Regions from separate parts of the Homo sapiens genome. Here region 1 is linked to region 2. The links are chromatin loops, found by intact Hi-C in ENCODE. Cell type or tissue: IMR-90. All regions are shown on one strand. Each heading gives the region's core, and the rest is flanking DNA. Links, peaks and the distances in the headings are about the cores only.

Region 1 (2,926 bases), core at 320-2,819, 170 kb after region 2:
TGAAAATGGTGTGCAAGTAAGTCAAATTTATTGCGCTTTGACGCTTTCTTCATTAGAACAAGCATTTTCTATCATAGCTCACGCTTAGCAGGGGACGCATGGATATATATCATATATGTATGCGTACCTAGGTGCATATGCTTAGCTTTACTTCTCAGAAATGTCAGAAGCAACCTAAATATCAGAATTAGGGGTTTTATTACTGGATAAGGAACTTAGTACCTGGAAGCATGAGGTGCAGCATGAGTCCAACGGAGAGTTAAGGGAGATTTGCCTTGGAAATCAATGCTGTTTCTTATGGTGGAAACCACTGTTGATTCCAATGATGGACAGTTTTATTTTATTTTTTTTAAGACCGGTAGAAGTTGTTGTTTTTTGATGGGAACAAAATTCAAACAGTCCATAATAACCATTCTTCCTCACTTACCCTTACCTCCTGTCCTGCATTTCCAGTTTACTTTTGCATTTCATTTTAGGTTGGGGGTGGGGAAGGGGGAGAGAGGTGAAAGCCACTAGGAAATCACAAGGAGCTCTGGCCCTTTAAAACGCTGCCTAATGTGATCTATATGGATGGCAGCTTTTAAGTTTCATAGGTTCTAGAATTACAAATTAGCTAATTTTAATCAAAACATGTGAAATGTTATCCCGGCTGGATATAAAGGCTGACTGTGCTCGATGCTTGGGGCTCGCGTTGTTGATTTTGGCTGCAGGCGCAGTCCGTGGTTTGGGAGATAGTTGTCCTTCTGCAGTATAACAGATGTTTGTCTGAACTGGTGAGGAAGAAACAAAAACAACATTGTGTGAAGGGGAAAAATTACACAATTTTTAGCCGATGCTGCAGGACTAAGTATGGAATTAACCTTGGTGCACAGAATTTCCTCTTTTTAAAATATTATTTTCCTTCCAAATCACCACCCACTATTTGAAGTTTTAATCCTCACCCTTTCAATCCAGAGTAGCATTAAATAAGAAGTTTTACACGGCAAATAACTCAATTGTCTGTAGGATCAGTGTTTTCTCTCTTCTTTGGACCAAAGTAAAATACCCCTAACCAAAAATTTTAGTCATGTTCAAGTATACCATGCCTGAGAGTCTAGTGGAATTGTTTAGTAGGCATTCTTCTAATATAACAGCACCAAAAGTCCTCACTTAAAAAGTGGTTTCTCAAAGTCAAAAGGTGGAAGGATTATTTTGAGCTCCTTAATATCTTTCTGTTTTTAATATTAATAATCACATCAGCAAAACCCCTCCCCAAACATCATGATACTATTACTCCTCCAGCTCCCTGAACCTAAGTGTAGAGTAACATAACAAGTTGGTTGCCCTGTATATAAATGTGTGCAACAAAATGTCACCGAGAACACAATGTGGCCTTGTGCAGCTTCATATCGGTGCCGCTGGAGCTGCCTGGCTGTGTTTGCCTTCATCTGAACGGCTTTCATCTGGACCAGTGTAAACTAAGCCCTGGTAAGTAATCACTGCCCGGCAGAAAGAAAGGAATGTATACAGCTAGCGTGGCCTAAGCTGTAAAAACGGAAACCTGAGCCCCCACCTCGGATCACATATCAAGGCTTGAAGGTAGGGGAAATGAAAGGGGGAAAGAAGAGAGAGCAAATGGAAAAGTCAGCCTGGGAAGTGGAGGATCAGGAGGAGGCCCCCCTTAGGGAGATTTGGCTCAGGGATTAGGGAATTTTATCGTGGTGTACAGTGACCTACTCAGGTTTCAACACTGGTTGGATTGAGTTGCTTCTCTGTGAGCTGAAAGAAAAAGGACTGGTGTGTATGTGATTTTTTTTCCCCCTTCGGGTAATAGAAAGGACATTGGTACAAGTGTCTATTTTAAGTACAGCAAATGCAGGGCACTGAGAATGAGCAACAAACTTGCCTCATCACGGAGACTTCCTTCAAGATTTCCTAATTGAGATAGTCACATATTTATTTTAAAATGGCTGGAGAAGACAAACTGGCTGAGGTTTAGCTGACACCAGTAATGGCATTGAAGAGTGTCTTCATGTGGCTGAGAGCTAATGCTAGTTGCTGTTTCACTAGATCAGATATTGAGTTACATTTTCGTTATCACTGGTTTAATGTACATGGCAGTTGTAACAAATTTAAATTTGATACAATATAATTTTGTGTATGAAAAGTACATGACTTGGCATAGCTTGCTTGTAGTGTACTCCCTGAAAATATCTTCATGTAGAAATGTTTGTCTCACTATGACCTTTACAGTGTTTCTTTATCTTTCCTTTTCTTCTTCCCTTATCCTGGTTTTTCCTGATTAGAAAGACTGGTTGTACCAATGTACTTACAATTAGTCTGCCTTATTTAATTAGTGGCTAGTAGAATTTTAAAAAATCAGACAGCGATGCAGAGTATATGTTTCTAAAGTGAATGTTGTGATTGTGTCTAATGTAATATGTCTCAGGTATACTGTTAGCTCACATATATCATAATAAATGAATGTCACAAGGGAATTCTGACATATGGGAAGGTTAATTAGTTTTAAGAGTTCATCCAGAACATAGTAGATATAATATAAAAACTAACTTCTACTAGTGGATGTGTAAGCGTAAATATATGTGTAAGGTAAATATTGTTGCCCTTAAGGATATATATTTTGTGCACATAGATCTTTTGTGATCAGTAGCTACCAAACAACAATACAACTCAAAATATCCAAACTGTGAGTAGAGATTATGAGTTCAATTTTTGTCTTTTAAAATTCTTTGACAAAACCAGCATGATTAGATCAAGCATTCTGTGCTGGAAACTTTCCTAAACAAACCATAATTAATGCACTTACAATGTTTAACTTCTTTATCAATTGCTAAACTACAGGAGAATCTGTGTTAAATGTCAGAGATGCTTCTTTGCTGAAGAAGTTTTCTGTCTATAAATATTCTCAGTAAGTAATTTGTACCTA
Region 2 (2,926 bases), core at 178-2,677:
TATGGCCAACCTCTCCTCCACGGCACCTCGCAGCAGTGTCAGAGCAGCCATTTTGTCAGTGCGTCTCTTTCTTTCCACTGCTCTAAGATCTTCAGTTTATTCATTTGCTCTCACCTCTGCCCTATTCCAGAGGGTTTAAATGGTTTAGGTATTATTAGATGATGTTCAGTAATAACAGAAAAAAAGCACAACCAGATGTGGAGGAAACATGAGACAAAGGTGTGACAAGAGATGAAGTGTGATAAACTGAGAGGGCACAAAATGGGAGGGGGCCAGGGAGAGCCCCAGAGTGATGAGGGAATAGTATGAACTACAGACTTTAATGTAGCTCCCAGAAATAAAGGCTTCTTCTGTATGTGATGAGCCTATTTTATCTCAAAATGTAAAGCTGTCTGAATTTTAGGTTTGATGACCATGTGTTCTGCAAAGACAGCATATAGATTACAACCGTGCCTGACCTCCCAGTTTTAGGAACAAAGTGGAATTCTGTCACTGGACACCATCAGGGCTTTGGGTTACATCTCCAACTCCTTATTCTATGGATAAAAATAAAAGCTCCCAATATAATATTCATAATTTATAACAATAACATGCAGATCACCTTTTACCGTTTGAAAATGGCACCAAATTAGTAATGGTCACCATTTCTACAGCAAAAAATAATGTGAGCACTTTACTGCTTGATGGTACTGTTAGATTAGTGGTCCCCAGTTTGGGGTACGCAGATCTTTAAGGGTTATTTACAGTAGGTAACAAGTTCTTCACAGAGGTGAGTAATTTTCCCTTTCCAAAATGTCGAAGGAAAGCAATGTATTCCCCCTCCCCCCAGATAAAGTAACATCTGTTAACAAAATTTTTAATTTTCTTTAATTTTGTACTCATTAATAAGATGCGACAGTGGTTATCTTGTGGTCATCAGAAGCTCAGATTGGCAGTTACAAGTGTATCTAATAAAATGGAAAATCATATAATGATGATTTTATATATAAAGTGCCTGGTAAAGACGCTTTTTTAAACAGGGGTGGGAGAATAACAAAAGGAATCCTGAGCGGTAAACAGGTGGGGAGGTTATCATAATGAAGTATATACTGGCTAATTTCCCTCCACTTCTCCTTGACCGCCCCGCTTCTTTCACCAAGGCAGTCTAAGAGGAAGTAGCTATCTACTTCAACAACAGCTCTAACAGGAGACCAGAAGAGGTCAGCGGAGAGCAGTGCTAGGCACCCATCCTCCCACCCAGAGGGCTGAGCTCCAGAAGATCCCAGGTCTCTGTTTACTCAAAAAAGAAGCAACTATGAAAACAGAACAAATTGTTTTATTCAATTTTTTACTTTGACACAATCAGAGATGACCTATAAGTCTGTTGTAATGGTTAGCTTAAAAAAAAAAGATCTGAAGTAGAAAATGAAAAAATTTTCCTTATATACCAAAAAGTTCCCTGAAGAAGACAATAAAAATGATAATGCCTTGATAGTGACATAATCTTATTTTCTCTGAGATAGCTAGCAATCCATTATTTCTTAAAAACATGAGTTGCAGGTGCACAAAAATTCCCATTTAAATATACTCAGTTCATCGGCCGGGCACGGTGGCTCACGCCTGTAATTCTCAGCACTTTGGGAGGCCAAGGTGGGTGGATTGCCTGAGCTCAGGAGTTCAAAACCAGCCTAGGCAACATGGTGAAACCCCATCTCTACTAAAAACACAAAAAATTAGCTGGGCCTGGTGGCAGGCGCCTGTAATCCCAGCTACTTGGGAGGCTGAGGCAGGAGAATCACTTGAACCCAGGAGACAGAGGTTGCAGTGAGCCGAGATTGTGCCATTGCACTCCAGCCTGGGTGACAGAGTGAGACTATGTTAAAAAAGAAAATATATATATATACACACACACACACACACATACACACACACACACACTACACACACACTCAGTATCTGATTATTTGTGCTATGGAAAAAAGAATGTGCAATTACTAAGAACTGGTCAAGTACTACAGAGTCCCTGGTTTCTAAATTAATTCTAAAATCGGAAAGTGGAAAAATTAAACATGTTTTTTGAATGTTTTAAATATTTAAATATAAATGTTTCTTCTCTTATACCTTCAGGGAGTGTAAACCAAATAGAAAGTTTCCCCTACTCCCCACATTTAAAGCTGAAGAATTAGAAGGAAAACACACTATATAAACTTTTAAACACCAGCTGTAGTGTTTTTACTTGCCTTCCTCAGAACTTCCTTCATTGAAGGTACAGTACCTAAAAACCAGCTTTTGCTACGTTCCCACGCAAATAGAGGTCATGATCTGGGGTGTTCTGATTGACTATAAACTTGTAGTAGTATACCAGGCACAGAAAGAATGGCAACCACAAAAGACAACGTGGTACCTGACGTTAGGGGCCTTATGAATTTAATAAGGGCATTGATAAAATTAGAAAATGCTAAGGAAAGACCTAAAATGGATGAATATATTCAACAGATAACAGAGAGGTCCAAGTTACCTTGCCTACCCCTCTAATTGTTTTTGAGGAAGATCAACTTTCAGCCAAAGCGCTGCAGACAATATAAAACAAAGTTTGCATAAAGTACCTTTGAAAATAACAAGCTGCCTATAAACCGTTGCAGACGTGTCAGTAACAAAGGTTTTGCAAAGTTAAAGCCCTAAATTGAATTAAACCCTAATAATTTTGTATTATTACATTTTCATTCCCTGACAATTCTGATTTTTCAGCTTACTGTTTTTGTTAAATTTAAATTGGTCTGGTCTATCTATAGAGAGAGATAAAAAAGCAAATCCCTATTTTTTAAAGTTCTGAGTTGAATGGTATAAAATTAAATACAGAAATGCATTTTAAGTGCAAAGTATCCTTCCACTGTTGCCAGAAAACAAGTAACAAAGAGGAGTTAAGTAATTTAACAGCCATATTTTC

What was found. A loop is a pair of places that touch in the nucleus more often than their neighbours do. Peaks named below come from ENCODE experiments on the same cell type or tissue, not always from the same donor. Only the 100,000 strongest peaks of a DNase experiment are listed, where the experiment ranks them.
Region 1: a loop joins it to region 2, with 5 times the contacts of the local background. A loop is called at or near these places in 6 of 110 quality-filtered maps.

Annotation. Positions count from the first base shown.
Region 1 is chr6:107,491,835-107,494,760 of GRCh38, forward strand. All of the region lies in intron 1 of SOBP (sine oculis binding protein homolog), which reads left to right. Among named protein-coding and RNA genes, the nearest start is that of SOBP, 3.2 kb to the left of the region's middle. In IMR-90, for the core only: no CTCF peak of the experiment used is centred there; a DNase peak (open chromatin) is centred at 1,597; H3K4me3 peaks cover 582 bases; H3K27ac peaks cover 710 bases.
Region 2 is chr6:107,317,127-107,320,052 of GRCh38, forward strand. The region is part of intron 2 of PDSS2 (decaprenyl diphosphate synthase subunit 2); the gene reads right to left. Among named protein-coding and RNA genes, the nearest start is that of PDSS2, 140 kb to the right of the region's middle. In IMR-90, for the core only: a CTCF peak has its summit at 1,194 (motif pointing right); a DNase peak (open chromatin) is centred at 1,195.